Linked DNA regions of Homo sapiens: region 1 is linked to region 2. A link is an interaction called in ENCODE POLR2A ChIA-PET data of the cell type or tissue named here. Cell type or tissue: PC-3. All regions are shown on one strand. Links, peaks and the distances in the headings refer to the core of each region. The heading gives the core; the rest is flanking DNA.

Region 1 (10,110 bases), core at 4,568-7,067, 53 kb after region 2:
CTTTTTTTAAAACTTTTAAAAATTAAATAATTAATAACAAAAAAATAATATTCCACATTTGTGTAAAATATTAAGAATAACAGCCTGGGAGTAGTGGCTGATGCCTGTGTAATCCCAGTACATTGGGAGGCTAAGATAGGAGGATTGCTTGAGCCTAGGAGTTCATTACCACCTGGGCAACATAGTGAGACCTTGTCTTTACAAAAAAAAATATTAAAAATTAGTCAGGTTTGGTGGCATGGATGTGTCCCAGCTACTTGGGAAAGTCATTTGAGCCCAGAAGTTTGAGACTGCAGGGAGCTATGATAATGCCATTGCACTCCAGGTTGGGTGACAGAACCAGACCGTGTCTCTTAAAAAAAATGGAATAAAATGGACATCTGTGTACTGGCTAATCACATTACAAATATCTTTGGGGTCTCCTATGAGACTGTACCCAATCCCTCTCACCCCCTTCCTATAAGGTAACTGTAATGTGAATTTAGAGCTTCTCTTTTTACTACATATACAAGTATTGTCAAATGGTATAGTTTAGTTTCAAAAACTGTTATACTAATGGATTTTTACTACATGAACTCTGACTTTTTTGACTCAACATTATATTTGTGAGATTCATCCATGTTGTTTAGCTGCAAAGCAGTCATTTTAATTACTTTCTGTTATTTCATCATATAACTACCATTTATTTATCCATTCTTCTACTGATGAACATTTGGTTTGTTTCCATTATTTTGGTAATATAAACAATGCAACTATGTGTATTCTTATATAATCTTGTGATTTTTCTTTAGGGTATATATCCAGGAATGAAATTGCTGGTTTACAGTTTATATATCTTCATCATTACTAAAAATGTCAAATTGTTTTCTAAAGTTGTACCAATTTATACTCTCACAAAGAGCATATAAAGAGTTTTCATTGGTCTACAATCTTGCTAAGATTGGCATTGTCAGTAACAGTATCTCATTTTTATTTTAAGGTGCACTTCTCTGATTACTCATGAGGTTGAGTATATTTTCATATGTTTATTGCCCATCCATAATTTAGCTTCTGATATTTTAAGACTTGCCCTTTCTACATAAATAGCATGACTGACTCAATGTGCAAGCAATTCACCCTGGATCTTGTAGAAATCCTTATAAGATGAAGTTGTCTTTAAGCATTCCAGTAGACTTTTCATAAAGAAATGTATAACATGTTGTTTTGAACTCTCTCACATTACTTTCAGACTGTTGTAGACTAAACATCTAGCAGTTTCCGAGCATTCATAGTATACAATCAGAATATAATAAGCTACCAGCCAGGTCAAGGTTCTTGGATGCAAACATGAATGTCAACTTTCCTGAGGGAGAAGGATTCATATTTTTGCAAATTGTAAATGACAGTTTTGCTTTATGGGTTATCTTCATAGGCGATATGACTGACTTTGAAGTCTGGTTTTATGGGTTATCTTCATAGGAGAAGTTAAAAGATACAGTGGAATATTTTACCTGTTGGAATTAGAAAAGTGAGAATAAAGTCAATTTCTCTTAATCTAGCCCAACATCAATTATTCTAGTTTAGGATGTAGATAGTAGATAGTAGCCTAATGTAGACAGTAGATTCCAGACTAACTCAAGCAGCACCTTACATTAGAAGTACTAATTATTTTCAGTCAGCCCACAAATAAAAATGAATTACATGGTTTAGTATAAATATCCAAAAATGCTACATTCACTTTCTTCGTCTTCTTGAACAACTGAGTCAATCCCATTAAACTGGGCTGAGCAAAGTAGGCTTCGGGGATTGAAGTAGGCAAGTGGTAGTAGGACGGTCCAGGCATGGAATTGTCATCCAAATAGGATGAGGAGGGAATTTGCACGGGGGCAGCCGGGTTTAGGGTTTTGGAGTGAGAACATCTGTGTCAGCAGAGAGGATGGGCAGCGGTGAGAAATTGATTACATATGGAGAACTAATCCAATAAGTAAATATACTAAAGATAATGAGAGCCAGCTTCCTTACTGTTAAATAAGAGAAATCTATGGTATTGAAGTGGAATTAGAATTGCCTGTTTGGACTCATTGTTTTCAATATATAGAGACAGAGAGATATGTATTCACAAAGAGCACACCTAGCACAGAGGGCACCTTGGAAAAATATCCAATCCCCAGTTTAAGGCAGGAAAAGTATTACATGATTCTGGAACACACTTTTGTGCCAGAAACAAGGACTTGTTCAAAGAATGATGGAGACATGTCAAAAGGACACAGAGATCAGATTGAAGAGGCTCCTGCTGGCCAAATCTGTGACAATTTAAGCTTTAAAGGAAATAATTATAGTAATGGATTAAAGCTAATGAATAACATATAAATCCATGAGTCCATACTGATATAAATAAATAAATGAAGTTGATAGTTTGATGAAGGATGGGATATTTACATAGTGTCAAAGTATCTTCCCACAAAATGCTTACTAATTTCAAAGGGGGAAAAAAATAGTTCTACAGTGGTGAAACCTGACAGACACTTTACTCAAGATATTTGACACTATCAGTGATGAGACAAATAAGAATTGTGACATTCCTGCCAAATAATCTGAATCTAATTATGAGGAAACATTGGATATACCTAGATTGAGGGGCATTCTACAGTAACCGGCCATTTGTAATCTGCAAAATTGTCAAAATTAAGAAAGTCCAGTAAATACTGAGGAAAGGTTCAAGATAAAATGATAACTAAAGGCAACATGTGATTCTGGACTGGATCTTTCTTCTATAAAAGACATTGTTGGGACAATTTGCAAAAACTCCAGTGGGGTCTGAGGATTAGTGCTAGTAATGTATCACTGTGAATTTCCTGAGTTTGATGGTTTGTTGTGGTTGTATATAGGAGAATATCCTTACTTAGATAAATATACAATATAACATTTGAGAGTGATCAGACATTCTCTCTAATTCTCAAATTGGTTCATGAAAAAAGGTTTTGTATTGTTTTTGCAATTTTTCTCTAAGTTTCAGATTGTTACAAAAGTAATTAATAAAATAGGGCCTAATACTCAAAGAGATAATGTGAATACAATCAACATAAATTATTTTAATTAAACTTGTCCATAGTATTCAAAGCCCAGTGCCCAGTGAGTTCATATATTTTAACCCAACTAATTAAATCACATCAGAGATGAGTAGAAACAGAGATTGTTATGTGCTTACTGAGTATTAGGTCCAGGAAAAGGAAACTATATATTTAAGTGTAGGCTAGGCAGCCAGATCGTCTGGGTTCAATGCCAGTCCCATTAGTTACTAGCTATGTAACCCTGGGGAATGAATTAATCTCTTTGAGCCTCAGTTATGTCATTTGTAAAAAGGGGAATGATAATAACATTCCCAAAATTTTGTGAAGGTTAAAGAAGAAAACGTTAAGTCATTAGCATAATGTCTAGTGCATTGCAAGTGCTTAAAATGGTAGTTCCTATTAATGTTATTGTTTTATTTATTTTTTGTACCGCTGCTCTCTCTGTTAGGAAAACTTACCTATGCTTATATTGTTCTCTTTCCCTTCCCAGGTTCTGACTTTGGGGGCAGAAAAGATTCCCAGATTCTTTCCAAGTTTCTCTGAACCTAGAAAGTGGTGTAAAGAAGAAGTAATGGTAACAATAGCAAAATCAACATGTAGCATGCATCATTTCATTTAATCATTTCATCTATGAAGCTAAGAATACTCCTTTGTATGTGGAGAAACAAATGTTTAATAGTCGGTAGTTTTATGACCATTATATATGAATGTCACGTAATAACCAAGGATATATCCTTTGACTCAATAATTTTTACCCTCTTTTTCAAATGTAAGTATGTTTGCCCCCCAGAATTGCTCATTTGTTTCCAAAGATTTTGGGTAGCAGTGACAAACAAAGCCTGATACTCAGTGGGAACTCCAGAAATATTTATTGTGTTGAATATTTATTGTGTTTGAAGTGTTAACAATCTATGTCACATATCATAATGTGGATTACTTTATCAGATATTTTATTGAGGTAGATTTGGTAGGGAAGGGAAAAAAATAACAAGTGTCTCCAGTGCCTCGCAGAATGGGAAAATATGGTTATTGAACTGGTAATGAAGCACAAAAAGCCAAAGAATAGAAATAAACCTTTCACTGGACAATTTTCTGTGGGGCTGGCATTACTGCCTACCTTTCTTTGTGACACATCTAACTTGAGTGTATCTCTTTAAGACAATTTATATATAGTTATTTTCTATTAATATTTCCTTGTATCTATTCTTAATACAGAGAGAAAGAGAGAAAGGAGAGAGAGAGAGAAGAAGGAAAAAAGCCCAGCTAATCATCTTTCTCCTTAAAACTACACTTCATTTCACATGCTTGGGAACCATGTGTGAGCAAGTCCTTTCTTTTCTAAGCTAAACAAGAACAGTTGCTTTCCCCATCTGATCCTCTTCCCAATAATTGAAAATGTTTATCATTTTCCTTTGGGATTGCTTCCAGACCTCCCTCTTCTTTGAATGTGAGGTTCCAGACTGTCTCCACTATTCTAATGGGAGCCTCTCTGAATTCCAAATATAGGTCTTGGAGGAATAGTCTGTCTTTATTCCTATATACATCTCATTACAATGTGAGCAGCAGATATGGTTTGTGATTTATCTTCAGATAATTTTATTAAGCATCTGTAGGTGCAATTTGAACACGCTGGGGCAATATATAACAAATAAATGCATTAAAGACCTCCTTTCTAAGTAGTAAAAATAAATCAGATGGTGTGATTTAAGAGCCCCAGAAAAAAAGTAATAAGAAATTTTAAATGGTATAGAAGGTTATAGAGTTGCAAACCCCTCAATCAAGAAATTACTGATATTAAGTATAATATGTAATTACATATTTCTCTTCTACCTGTAACAAATAATTTTCCTGCTTTGTATAGGGATAGTTCATATTAATAAGAATGAATGATATTTGAAATACTGTCTTAAGCCATTGGAAAATAAGAAAATTAGAGCAATATTCATGAAATTGGTTTATCATGATCTTTTCTGTTTCTAATTTATTTCACAAGGAAAACACTTCATCAACATATAAAAAAGGTTTAAACTGAAATAATTATAATTAAACATTATAATGACAGCTTCCTGAATAGCGAAAACATTAACATATTTTAGATAGGAATTTCTAACAGGAAGTAAAACAAAATAAAGTCTTCTATTGTTCAAAGAAATATTTTATTTATGTTGTCACAAAGAAGAAAGAAGTCTTTAACCCAAGGTCACTGAACACTTGGATCTCACTTAACTGAGACTAAAAACCCAAGAAAGAGAATCTGCGTTGTTGTAAATGATGACTTTGTTAGGATGAACTCATTCCAGTTTTTGAAGATCAAGGTACAGAGAGATTCCTTGTCTACAGCAAGAATATTTCACAGACACACAAAAAGCTAGGCCTGTGCCTTTCACTCAATTGAAGCATAGGGTAGAGATCCCAGACAGTTAATTTGGATTAATGAAACCTATTTGTGGAAATAATGGGCAATATAATGATCATAATGTGCTAAGAAAATAATCTCTCTTTTTTCTGTTGAAAACTAGCACAAGTGGCCTGTGAACTTGCTTGATGGGAGAAAGCACATTTAATCTGGATGTTCATTTGCAAAGCATTTAGTTTAACAGCCAAAGAAAAATTATTCCTGCATAATTGTTCCGTGAAGCAGATTTATCGTGACTAGACCATTTGTGTGTGTGTGTGTGTGTATGTGTGTGTGTGTGTGTGTGTGTGTGTGTGTGTGTGTATTTGGTAGTGCTGTTTTCCAGGCACATGCAGAAGACAGATTGTTGACAGTCAATCAGTCAATGTTTAGTCAAGGGTGAGAATACTTTTGTTTTAGTCACAGATCTTCTCTACCAGCCACATGATATGTTCTCTTTTTAATCAGTGCCTTAGAAGCTTTTGTGCATTATGAGAATGCTGCTAAATATGACAGATCAGATACATCTTTTACTTTAGTCCCGCTAGGAGAATAAGCTGTTCTTCTTTTACTAGGCAACAGAAGGGGACTTTTTATGTTACTTAAAGCTCAGCTGTGTGAAGCCTTTGAGAGATGGTGCTGTCATGTTGAACTTTCTTGAATCTTTTACCAGAAGCAAATGGCTGTCTTCATTTTCCACAAAGAATTGCTGTTGAATTGGAATGTTCTTGGGATATGAGCCTGTACAGTAAACATGTACACGTTTAGGATACTTTTTGGCTGACGTTATACTTAATAGGTGTGATGAAACAAAACTGAGTAACATATGAGGAAAGCTCTGGCTTGGCCAGCTCATTCTCTACCCTGTCCTGCACACAGAGGAAGGCTCCACCATTTCCAGGCAATTCTTTGAGCTTTTATTATGCAAAATTGGTGGAACGAGGCAAAGATAAAAAACAAAAAGCAAGGCAGATGGATTTTTGACAGAAAATCAAAAAGCACGGAAAAAAAAAAAAACTATAACATCCCGAGGTCTGTAGGCAAGGTACATACTTTGCTGGGGGGCTCTGGGAACAAATAATGAACCTCATGAAGAGAGAAATTTGGACGATGCAATGATGTGAAAGCATAAGCAATTCTGGGATAGAAAAGTGAGACACTTCCTGGGCTTGGGATGTTATAAAATTGAGAAGAGAGAATTTTAATGTTTTGTTGCATCCTCGTTAAGAATGTTGAAATATGTACATAAATATTGGATGTCCTGTCTGGATGGTACTTCTCTGAATGTTAGCAGCTCTCCGGGACTGAGCCACATGATCAGGACTTCCTGGGGATTACATCAGTATGACAGTTATAAGCTTTTATAATGGGCATTTTCTGCTGGTGCTTTCTGCTTCAGACACATTTTGAAACACTGGAAAATTGCCAATAATGATAGGTTTCTGTGAGTACCTGAGTATCTTTGAACCGATAGACTTATTTATCTACAAGGCCATTTTAGATACTCATAACACAGATATTCTCTGTGTTACCTGAGCGGTGTATCTGCTGACAGTGCTACATCATAAAATAAGATTTGTGATATTGTTGGAGATATAAGATGGTGAGTGATGATCACAGAGTACAGCATCTTAAGAGTCTGAAGGTGAACTGGAAAAAATTAAAATCAAGTTTCAAGAGATTTATTTGTCAACATAAGTCTAGAAAAAATTTGGCAGGATGTGTAGAAACAAGTAAATACAGAAGTGAGACACCAAATGGCTTAAGACTTCTTTTTGTTTAAAATATTTCTAGTGGGTAAGAACCTGATCGCTTGCTGAATGTTTTCCTGAATCTCTGAAGTTTTCTGGGACTTTGATTTTACAGCAATAATAAAAGATTTTCAAAAGAAAAGCTAAGCATTTCTCAAGAATGATTTCCTTTTCTAAACAGGCATTCCTGATTCTACATGATTTAACTAATTAACTAATTTTCTAACTTTTAAAGTCTCCTTTCCTGCCCACTTGCTGTAGGAGGCACGGGGTGCTACAGCATGACAAGCCTGAAGATGAGCCTGAAGATGAGATACGGGTTGTAATAAAGCTATTAATTTTAATCTCCAGTGAGGCTGTGCAATCAAGTTGGGAAGACCCAGCTACACAGATCTTATAGGCCTGACTGCAGACTAAGGTCATAGGGATTCTGGGAAGGATCAGAGAAACCTTCAGAGCACAGCTGAATGTGTGGCTGCAAATTTTTATGGTGCAATTTATCACAATGGCTAACATGATAGTATTAAGAAGTGGGGCCGTTAGGGGGTGATTAAATCATGGAGGTAGATCCCTCACAACCAGGATTAGCAATCTCATAGAAGGGGTGGAGGTGACTAGCTAGGTCCTTTGCCTTACTGGCCCTCTTCCATGTGAGGGCACAGTGTCCATCTCCTCTCAAGGATGCAACGCTCAAGATGTTATATGTGAAGCAGAGACCAGGACCTCTCCAGACATTGAACATGCCAGCTCCTTGATCTTGGACTTCCCAGCCCCTTCAATGGTGAGAAATAAACTTCTGTTGTTTACAAATTACCTAGTCTCAGATATTTTGTTATAGCAGCACAAATGGACTAAGACAACAGTCTTTTGAACTCTCTTAGGTCACATTTGTCCACCTCTTGTGTTCTGCTTATTTTACGTAACTTGTTTATACCCATTTTTGTATACAAATAAGCTGTGTTGTTAATCACAGTAAGATGCCTCATATGGGGAACCATGATTTCATGTCTTCTTGAAGAAGTCTTACACTCTTCTCTAGTTATAACAAAGAATTTGGAAATAAAGAATCATAGAGATACTCTTTTTTCCCTATGTTCTGAGAGCACATTTACACAGACACTTTACAGATACATTAATGCCAAGTATCCCTGCCAGGTACGTATTTATTATACTAGTTGGGATAAGGAATTCATGCTGCTCTAATAAACAGACCCCTAACTCCTACTGATTTAGCAAATGAACATTTACTATTGGTTTATGCAGCACAAGGTGGATGATCCTACTTGGTGGGACCACGCAGTCATTCAGAGATTCAGATTCTTTCCAGTCTGTGGCTCTGCTTTCCCCTGGGGCCTTGGAGTCCTCTGCTAGATCCTCAGTAGGCAGCCAGCAGACAGGGAAGAGAGAGTGTGGAGTGTCACTTGGAGGATCTGTATGGGCCAGATCTGAAGGCAGCATCCACTACTTCTGCCTTTATTCTAATGGCCAGAGTCCTCTAGCCAGGCTGAATTGCAAGATAAGCTGGGAAATCCAGTCTATCTTTGTGGTCAGAAGGAAAGGGAATTGGATTTAGTGAAAAATGAGCCAGTCTCTGGCATAGTGTTATTATTTTCACATTACTAACAGGAAAACTAAGTCATAAAGAGTTTAAATAATATACAAAAGTCACCCAGCTAATGGTGGTAAGCTAAAATCTGATCCCAGGAATCTGACTCTCGAACAGCACTTTTAACCATGGTACAGGGGTTCCTCCCCGAGAAATAATTCATGGTACTTCACATTACTTCAAATGAGTAAAATGCGGAAAATGCAGCAGAGGAAGAGTTTTATGAACTTTTCCTAGTTCATAAAATGTAGCAGACACAGGATTAGTGTTCATTTACTCCATGGAATCTTTTTTTTTTTTTTTTTTTTTTTTTTTGAGACAGAGTCTCACTCTGTCCCCCAGGCTGGAGTGCAGTGGCGCGATCTCGGCTCACTGCAAGCTCTGCCTCCCGGGTTCACGCCATTCTCCTGTCTCAGCCTCCCTAGTAGCTGGGACTACAGGCACCCACCACCATGCCCGGCTAATTTTTTGTATTTTTAGTAGAGATGGGGTTTCACTGTGTTAGCCAGGATGATCTCAGTCTCCTGACCTCGTGATCCGCCCGCTTCGGCCTCCCAAAGTGCTGGGATTACAGGCGTGACGTACCGCGCCCGGCCACTCCATGGGATTTCAACCCTATTTAGGATGAATGTGTGATGCTCTGATCTCAGTGTGTCTCTTCCTGAACATCCTTGGGGAAGTGGTGTGTGTGCTCTGATCTCCGTCAGTATTCTAGACTGAGCCAACCCACACTCTATCATCTGAGATGCCTGTTTCCAACAGCATGAATCTATGGAGGCAAATGGTTAGAACTGAGGATCTAGACTGGGTCGTGGAGTCAAACTAACAGACAGGCAGTGTGGCATCGGGTTAAACGGCAGACTCTGGAATCAAAACTCTTGTACCAGTAAAACCCAACCCTGGCTCTGCTGTTCTCTGGCTGGGTGACTTTGGGCTACTTAATCTCTTCATTCTATAGCTTACTCATGTGTAAAATGTTGATAATGATAACACCTACCTCACAGGGCTGTTATGGGGCTACATTAACACCTGTAAAGTACTAGAATAGTATCTGACACCTAAGCAATCAAAAGAGGTTGCTTTTTACTGTTGTTATTGTTATTTACTGGCATCTGATCAAGCTAAAAACATGGTATATATTTTTGCTGACACATAAAATCAGCTCAGTAAATAGTAACCTCACCTACTCAATAGCTCAAGTGATTGGATGCCACCCTCCCTCATTGGCAAAATCCAGTCCATCAGTAAGTCCTGCCAGCTCTACTGCCAATGTATTTATTATATTTAATCCTCTTCATTGTCCCTCCT
Region 2 (10,110 bases), core at 4,990-7,489:
ACCAAAAACTTCTTTACTAAAAATTTCATAAATACATTTTCCATTAAACACTGCTATTCGTGGCTGATATTTCTATAATTTCTGTACTAGAATACGTCCTCCTTCACGAAATTCTTTACTGGAGAGATCTTTGCTGCCAGGCGTGGTCCTTTCCACCATGTTGGTAAATCCAATACCATACTTCCCTGGTAGAGTGTGATCATCCATATGGTTCACCTGGACCTCACTGAGCCCTGACATAAACAAACACTTCCAAAAATGGTTTCCAGGTCCAGGGTAATGATGCCCTTTGTAAGCAGCCATTAGACCCGGGTTTATGCCAATAATGACAATGTCCAGATTGAAGGTCAAAATATCGGGGAGAGTCTTGGTCAGAAGTTCAGCTTCTGAAACACCATTAAAACGGTCTACTTTTCTTTTGACTTTAAATGTGTCTGTAATTTTTCTTGCTTTTCTTTTGATTTTGCAGACTTGCTAGATTTTTTTGACTCAACAGGTTTTTTGGGTTCCACTGGTTGTTTTGGTTCTGTTGTTCTGGGTTTTCTTTTTCTTCCTTTTGGAGCCTCTTGCACTGGTTCCTGAGCAGGAGCTGGGGCTGGAACTTCTTCTGGCATTTGCTGTTCATTCACAACTGCCATATTAGGAGCTTCAGCCATCAGTTGTTGAAATGGAAACGTATAAAAAGCTTGAGCTTGCTGAAGGGAGTAGCTGCCCGCGTTCTCCGCTTCCATTCCCCGAGGCCGCTGATGCGGGCAGCTCCACCTGCCAGGCACACGGGCAGCCGGTCTCTGTAGTACCGCGTGGTACTCACTGCGGTAAGACAACCCCAGAGACCTCACCTGTTGACTTTTTATCCTACATGATGGGTCAAAACTGCTCACCATAATACAAAATAAATAGGAAGAACAGCCACAGCCAAGTAAACAATGTGTGTTTTAGAACTCACACAACTCAGGAAAATGTGGTAGAGTCCTTTTTGGCAGAGTGCCTTTGCAATATGATGCACTAATACTCTTTAGCTGGGAATAAACGTAAGGTAGAGTGTGTGGAAGATACCACGTAGAGCATGGTGCGGGGTGTGGGGGAAGCCATATATATATGTGTATGTATAATGTAATATATGTAACCGTATATGTATATACATGTATATGTAGCAATATATATGTATATGTATGTATATAATGTAATGCATATCTATGTGTGTATGGATGCATTATATAGATACGCAAACACACATATATACATATATATGTTAGTTTGTAAAGAGAAATATTTCAGAGACTTACAGACATTTGAGTTAGCACTATGTGCAGCATTATCAAATAGGGTCTGTCTGTATGTATTCCCTTAGATATGGGTTTCCAGAAAAAGCTTAAGCGAATGGCCCCAACAAATTATCATTAGGTTTAGATACTACACTTAGAGTTTCATTTCATTCTGTAATAAGGTGAGTTGATGGTGGTGTTATTTCAAGTTATAACTGAGAAAACCAAAATCTGGATGCATTGTCAAAGGAACTGCACTAGCTTCTTCTGCCTCTCAGTATTTAGAGAATGCTCAGGTATTGTGATGGTGAAACAATTATTTACCATCTTAAAGTACTTTGCCATGTTGTTAGTCACAAATCATCTATAGGCTGCATTCTTTATGTCATGCACTTACTTTTAATTAAGCTCCTAAGGAAGCAGAACCAGCAAAGGCTATTGCTGTTATTATTCATGGTGCATTGTTGGCTAAGGCTCCTATAACAAATGTGTAACACAATATCACACATTGTAAATATTTATGAACTGTGCTACAAAGAAATTGAGATTTTAAAAATATTAACAAATATTATTTCATGAGAAAAATCTATTGTATAAAAGATAACCATATCAGATAATCTGTTATAATTATCAAGTGAATGAACTTGTTAAAAATGACTTGGCTATAAAATGTCATAAAATATAGCAGATTAAATCACTTTTTTGGAGTCTTGCCAGATTTTTTTTATGAGTTACTATATTGCTTTTATCAAAGAACTCCTGAAGGCAGAAAAGAAATTAGAACTGACTTGAAAATTCCCATCATGCTTCATTCTCTGGTGGAAATTTGCAGGCCCTAATGGAGTTTGTTACATAATCAGCTTTAGGCATTCAATGGCTTCTTTTATTATAAAACAGAATTCTTGCCTAACACAGCCTCTCCTCTCTTTTTTTCGGCCCTCAGTTTCTGGAGTTACAAATGCACTTCAATAATGATCAAGTCATGCTGCAACAGGCACAGAGAACAAAGAAACAACTGCAACAAGAAACTGCTGAACTTGGGTCTGAAATCCCAGCATTAACAAAAAAGGTGAGATCAATAATGTTCAAATGGGCGAGTTGATGACAAATTTGAGATAACTCCATTGTGGGTTTCATACCTGCTGTTTTATCCTCGTTCTTCACAGAACACATGAAGAGTTGGTATTATGAAAATCATTATAAAACAATTACTTTCCATTTCTAATTATGTAACATTTGGAAAATGTCCAGATGTAAATGTGTCATACTTCTTTTTTTAACTTTTGGGCTGTAAAATAATTAAGAGAGATGAAACTGAATTAATGTAATAAAACACTATCTGACATAAAATAAATTTTATAATTGATCCAACAAGTTGTAGATAAAACTCCTTAAACTCCAAGTAGCACTGAACTTTCAGATGCCATTGAAAATATGTTGCTGCTTTTTAATGACTTCAGGGGATTGAACAACATAACCTTCTTTCAAATATTATACTAATTCCCCCCAAACCAAACTCAATATGCTTTTCTCATTGACAAAAACCAAGTTTCTCACTGTACAAATTTACCAAAATCAGAGACTTTTCTTATGATTGTGAGCTGGCTAAAATTTACCAAAGATAGGAAGATGATATTATCACCAAACATTGCTATAAATTTTTTTATTCAAGTATTACTATGATGGTGGCACAATAGTGTGAATGTAATCAGTGCCACTAAACTATACACTTAAAAATAGTTAAGATGGTAAATTTTATGTTATGTATATTTTACCACAATAAAAAAACACAAAGAAAGAATAATTATGCAATGATCACCTGAGCAAAAGTTTAATAAAAAGAGCACTATGTTTAGTTTTGACATTTTATGAGAGCCCTCCTGGGATCTCCTGGTCCCTTCACAGCCCATCCTGTCCTGACCTGAATTTTGTGCTATCGTTCCCTTGCTATCAAAGAAAGCAAAAGTCTTGCACATTAAAGAGCTTTATAAATGGAATCTTCTTCTATGTGTCCTTCTGCAACAGCTTTTTCATTCAATCTTTAGTTCCAGATTCATTTATATTGTTACATGTAGCTATACTTTATATGTTTTCACTGCTTTATCACTTGGATATACCACAATCTATTTATCCATTTGCTGTCGATCTGTTGATTGAGGTTGCTTCTCATTTTATCCTTTTTTTTTTTTTTTTGGTTATTACACATAGTATTGCTTTGAACCATTTGTCTTCCTGTACATATGGAAAAATTGTCACTATGGCATATACCTAAGAGCAAAACAACTTTTCTAGAAAATGCCAAATTGCTTTCTAGATAATGCTAAATTGCTAAATTACTTTCCAAATTTACCCACTTACATATTCACCAGCCTTGTAAAAGTGCTGGGACACTCCATGTTCTCACTAGAGTTATAATGTTTTGCCTATCTGGTTTATGTAACATGATAGCTCACTGTGGTTTTAATTTTCAACTTTTCAACTTCCTGATTTCTAATGAGGCTGTGTATCTTTTGCTTTTCATTGGCCATTTGTGTCTTCCCTTCTGTGAAGAGCCTATTCAAGCTTTTTGTTCATTTTTCTATTGAGTTCTTTGTCTTTTTCTAATTAATTTGCGGGAGTTCTTTCTGTAAGTGATGTGGATTGCAAGTCTTTTCTCCCAGTTTTTGACTTTTCTTTTCACTCTTTTTGGTGTCTGCATCGACAATTTTTTACATTTCTATTATGGATGAAATCATGAGGGAAAGAACAAAAGATATAGTTTTGGCAGTCTGGTCAGTCTGTCTCTCGTCTCATAAATCGCACAAGGTCTATCAGCCTAGAAGGTTCAGTTTGTATTTCTGTTGGTTGAAGGCAGCAACTACGTCTCAAAACTCAACTGCATCTCAGTCATCATTAAGCAATGTGTATGGTAGTATTTTTTTTTTTTTTTTTTTGAGACGGAGTCTCGCTGTCGCCCAGGCTGGAGTGCAGTGGCGCGATCTCGGCTCACTGCAGGCTCCGCCCCCTGGGGTTCACGCCATTCTCCTGCCTCAGCCTCCCGAGTAGCTGGGACTACAGGCGCCCGCCACCTCGCCCGGCTAATTTTTTGTATTTTTAGTAGAGACGGGGTTTCACCATTTTAGCCGGGATGGTCTCGATCTCCTGACCTCGTGATCCGCCCGCCTCGGCCTCCCAAAGTGCTGGGATTACAGGCGTGAGCCACCGCGCCCGGCCGTGTATGGTAGTATTTTAACCATGCCTGGAACAAATGATTACTCCATCCATTTTCCTAGCCTGCTGCACATAGCTTATTCAGTAGCCATAGAACCTGGCAAACATATAAATGCGTATTTTCCAAGATGAGAATAAGTTGCAGACATTCAACACTTTTGTATTAGGAGAGTGCAGGCGTTGTACACAGACCTGGTTTCAAATACCTCCTCCTTCATTTTCCAGGCATAAGATCTCTATGCTTCCACTTCCTTATCTCTATATTGGGACTAATAGTTACCGCAGAGGGGATTTGAGTAGATTTAATTAGATAATCAACTTACAGTACCCATCATTTAATACATGCTCAATAAATGATAATTATTATGGGATTACCACTGTAAAATAAATGGCTATACCAAGAATCACTGCATATAGATACTTCAATTTTGTTAAACAAAAGGGTAGAAATTTAAACTCAAGGAAAGGTAAAAATTACCCCAATGAGATCTCAGATTTAAGAGCAGCAAGATAATGAGTTGTTGCCACAGCACCAGGGCCAATACCCATAAGGTGGGACAAGAGTACAAAATGTCGTCACCTGCTCCATCTGCCCTGCCATTCCCCATTGTACTTCTAGCTTGATCCAGCTGTGATCCACTGTCAGAATGGAGTAACTAGAAAGTCGGTAGCTCAAGAGCACACTTTGTTCTCTTATTACACATGGAGCACTTCTTTAGGGGCCAGACTGGAATTTTTTCCCACCTCTCTGCCAATGTTGAGCACATGGGTAGCACAAAGGTCTGATCCAAAATCCTGAATGAAAAAGATATTATTGCTGCCCTTGAAGAGTTTAAAATCTAGTTGGGAAGAAAGCAATCCCTATAAAACAATTGGAGAGTAATGAAGAAAAGGAAACTGTCAAACTGTTGATTTTAATAGCTACATCCTATAAAGAGCTCACTGATATAGTAAAACTATTATTAATTAAAATTGGTTATTTTTTCAAGATTTGCCACTTATTAAAAAAAAAAAGCAAGTGTGCCGTTGTTAAGTACTTGTTTCCTATCCAAATGTTGTCAGTGGTGTTTTAACCTCATATCCTATCAGCTTCAAGTTAATTTGCTGCATTTTCTTTGTCTACGTTTTTCATTATTTTAAAAAGTGTTTGTTCACTGGGTTGGTAGCAAAAGAGAATTAGTTCTTTGCAGCCTTAAGTGAACTGACCTGACCAAGGTTACTTACCAGCAGGGAGTCATTTTTACAGAAAGGACTGAAGTATTTAGACTGGTAGTTCTGTACTTCTTCATCTCACTGCTTTTCCAGCTCAAGTGGAGATCTATTTTTGACTGGGTAGTTTAAGCAAGGTGTGATGTTAGTGCAGGGATGAATGACTCTCACAGGGAACAAGAACTCCGGCTTCCCAGTGACAGCCTGTGCCCGCCTCTCCTCCAGGATGCTCTCCTACTTATCAAGGGAATGAAGACAAGTGGACGTGGGTCCCGCTGTGTTGCAGCACCTTTGAAAATACTTGTGAAATATAAATCATTGCTTCCATTTCTGAAGCAATTGCAACAACTCTTTAGCCCAGAGAATGAGTAGAGTTTAAGAAGATAAATCTGAAAGACCTTTCAGGGGTTATTTTATATTAAGACACCCAGAAGGCAAAACTGAAATAACTGAAAAAGAAGAACACACACACACACCAAAAACACACCAGGAAACAACCAAAAGAAGCTGCTATTCCATTGTAAAATTTAGGATATACCTCTACTTATACAAGTTGCCCTGAAATAACGTTAGTGTGCTCCCAAGGTAGCAAATATAGATATAAACACCCAGCCAGCAAAATCGGCCCTCTGAATTTATAGATTGCCTTGTTTCCAAGGATAATGACTTAGTGAAGGTGTCAGCTGCCATAGCACAGCCATCACTCACTCAGCAATGGAAAAGAGTGCCTAGTGCTCATCCAAGCCTAAAGCAGGATGCTTATTGACTAACCAGGAAATGAGGCTTCTGATATTCTATTAGAATCTTAAAGAGAAAAAAAAAAACCACTGAAATATGTGTGATAGCTCACTGCTGAGTAAACATCATCATGCACAGTACACCTTTGCCAATCTTTCCTGAAGTCATTATAGGATGTGTACCACCTTTGACAATGAAAAGCAAGTAGGTATAGCTGGCCTGTCTCCACTGCCCTAAAAGGGTGACTGCTTTTAGAAAAGGAAATATTATAATAAAAAGACACCCTTAACAGGAGATAAACTGGAGTATGTATTTCCACTATAATTCTTGCATTGTTATTGAAGTAAATGATTCTAAAAGAAATTAGGGCCTTTCTAATGTATTGATTTATTCACATATTTTTCTTATTTCTTTTTAAAATAAATGCTTAGTATAGAATTAATTTGTGAGTCTGAGTTTGTTTTATTTTAAAGAAAGTGGAGAGGAAAACCCCTCTGTTGATGGGCCCACCAGAAAAAAAAATTTTTTTCAGGAGAAAGATTTGTGATGATTTTTCCAGAAGATCTACTTTGAGAATCACTGTTGGGCCCACATATAGTAGTGGCCTGGTTCTGAGAAAGGCTATCAGTTACACTCCTGGTCCTGGTTTTGTTGTGTGTCCTCCACAGATGATGTCACCTTGTTACTGCTACTCCTCTGGCTATCTGACCAATGTCTGTCAGGTTTCTAGATAAAGTGTTTCCACAGCCTATGCCTTCTGCCTGTGGATGGGTATAAGTCAGTTACTAGCATCAAAGTGTCATCGAGCTGCTGTGTTACAACATGAGAGACTCCAAATGGCAAGGGGCCAGTGCTTGAATTTTTCAGACACTTTCTATGATGCTGAGGTGAAAGGAGGGCACATGTCATTGTTCCTCCCCACTCATGACTGGATTTTAGATTCTTCCCCAGTATTCAGAGTGTCAGGGGAAGGGAGGGGAACTAGCAGCAGTTCATATGAAAGCTTGTTAGAAATGCAAAACCGCAGGCCTGACCATAGGCCTACTGAATCAGAATATGTATTGTAACTAGATCTCTAGTTGACTTATGTACACACTGCATTTTGCGAAGTGCTTTTCTACTTTTACCAAAGGATCGGTCCATATGGTCTTTTCTTACCCCTACCTTTGCCCTATTACTTTAAATCTTTCCAAATATTCTTCACTATTCAATGTAATTATATAATACATCTTGATTCTGCCTTTTCTACTGGAACAGGAAGTCAGGATTGAGGAGAGGCAGCACAAAAATAGGACTATCATGAAGTAAGCCTCAGACATTCCAATTTCTTCATGTTAAAAATCTACTCATGACGAGAATTAGTCTAGTTGAAATTACTGGCTAAATACAATACTTACTAAATAATAATAACAGTAATAATGTTCTTAAGTGAAATAAAATTAGACACTCTTTTAACCTCTGTATTTCTGTAGTGTGTGCTTTTGTAGATGTCATAATTACTATTAAATTGGGGAAGAATCATACTGATTTTAAAGCTGATGAAAATAATGAATAGATGCTGAAGTCTTAGGAAAGATTCTTCGAGTGAATGCCCTCAGCTATAATACAAATATTCCTTCTTTTCTCATGTTGAAACTGGGTATCATGATAATTTTTGCATCACGTATGTCTGTGGCACCAAAGACCTGGGTTCTTCTGGGGAACGTCACAGTTCTGTTGGTTCTGGCCACATTCAGAATTCTGGGACAATCTCTTCTTTTGACTACCCTAGAGTAACAACAATAATAGTGACAACAGCTTAAATCTCTGCAAGCACATTATATTATATGTGCTGAAAGGTTTATGAAAAGAAAAGAAAACAAAACAAAGAACTATTCAATAACAGGCAAATAGGCAAATTATAGTATTCTGACACCCCACAATAAAAAAAGTGGTCCCTGTGTGCTAATCATTATTAGTTACTTGGCATACATTATCTCCAGTTCTCGTATGTAGGAGTTATTATTCTTATTTTAGAGTTAAAGAAAGTTAGAGAAATTTTAAAAATGTTCTTAAGATCATGCAAATAATGAATGATGGAGCTTGTATTCAAACTGTAGCCTGTACTTCCCACAAACAGGCTTTTATCTAAGCTGTATAACTCTTCATCACTTGATATACAATGAGTAATTGCCTTTTAAGGTAACAGGGGAAGGCAGGTACTTCCAGGGGACTCCGGCAGTACCCCTCATCCCTGAACTACAGATCCACTGAAGGCCCTGGCACTGCTGGCTAATAGAAAAAGTCCGAATGAAGTCCAAGATGTAGTGATTCCAGGTCTCCAAAGGTCCTGCTTGCATTGCCCAAAGGGAGCTTGTACTCAGGTGGCAATTTGTTTTTATTGCTACAGTTACTTTTTATCAGTGCTGCTGTTATTCTATTTCCTTCAGGATTTTTCTCTATCATTGGTCTCTCTCACGTTTATATTCCTCCCCTCTATCAGTCCCCTTCTCTTGTTATGGGCATACTCAAGTCTCCTCATTCTAAAAAAGCAATCAACCACTAGCAACAAGAAATATTTCTTGACTCTGATTCTCCTTCCCACGGTTGCTCCACTCTTACACCCTCTTCTGCCTCTTGACAGAGTGGCTGCCTCACTTAATATCTACAAATCATTATTTTTCATTTACTTTTGAATCAATTGCCGCCTGGTTTTCTCTTCCTCCACTCACTGAAACTAATTGAACTATTTCCAGCAAGTTTCATGATGCTGATACCCAATAGCCTTCTTGCTGGAGGAAAATGGAAATATAAATGACATTTTATATTGGAGGAAAAGGGAATATAAATGACATTTGCGGAACACATCCTGTGAGTCATCTTTCTGCAATGTTCTTTGTCTATATTTTCTTATCTAACCCTCATAGTAACCCTGTGATATTTTAAATCATCAATATTATTATTATTTAAAACTCAGGAATAGGTTCAGCCTATTCCAGTAAAATAAGGTAGAGACCTGACTCAAACCTAGTTCTGTCTGACTCGAAATTCCAGGTTATTTTATTATACAAGGTGTAAACAAACAAACCAACAAAAAAGTCTAAGCCCCCACACTGCCCGCCCAGCCAACTGAATAGACCCTTTCTCTTGGCCAAGGGCTTTCCAAAGTTAACCTGAAAAACTTGTTCAGGCCATGATGGGACGGGGGAGCCAGACATGCCTCATTATACCTTCCTCCCTTTTGGAATTACTGATAGAGTAGACTCTTTAAGTCTGATAGGAAATATTCACCATCTATTCTCACTGAGTCTGCTACCTGGAGGCTTCATCTGCGTGATAAAACCTTGATCTCCACAACCTTTTATTGTAACCCAGACATTCCTTTCTATGGACAATGACTCTTTTAACCAATTAATTGCCAATCAGAAAATCTTTGAATCTGCCTATGACCTGGAAGCCGCCACTTCAAGTTGTCCTGTCTTTCTGGATTGAACTAATGTAAATCTTACATCTATTGTTTGATGTATTATATCTCCCTAAAATGTATAAAAGCAAGCTGTACCCTGGCCACCTTGGCCACATGCTGTCAGGACCTCCTGAGCCTGTGTCATGGGTGTGTCCTTAACCTTCGCAAAACAAACTTTCTAAATTGCTTGAGACCTGTCTCAGATGCTTTTGGGTTCACAAAGAAAAAAAAAAAAGACATAGA

What was found. ChIA-PET counts read pairs that join two places held together with the same protein. Peaks named below come from ENCODE experiments on the same cell type or tissue, not always from the same donor. Only the 100,000 strongest peaks of a DNase experiment are listed, where the experiment ranks them.
Region 1: POLR2A ChIA-PET joins it to region 2 with 5 read pairs; 3 of 35 experiments call an interaction of 5 or more read pairs at or near these places.

Annotation. Positions count from the first base shown.
Region 1 is chr12:25,740,659-25,750,768 of GRCh38, reverse strand. No RefSeq gene overlaps it. Among named protein-coding and RNA genes, the nearest start is that of MIR4302, 130 kb to the left of the region's middle. In PC-3, for the core only: no CTCF peak of the experiment used is centred there; no DNase peak of the experiment used is centred there.
Region 2 is chr12:25,793,919-25,804,028 of GRCh38, reverse strand. It overlaps the pseudogene TDGP1. Among named protein-coding and RNA genes, the nearest start is that of MIR4302, 75 kb to the left of the region's middle. In PC-3, for the core only: no CTCF peak of the experiment used is centred there; DNase peaks (open chromatin) are centred at 6,498 and 7,398; H3K27ac peaks cover 1,084 bases.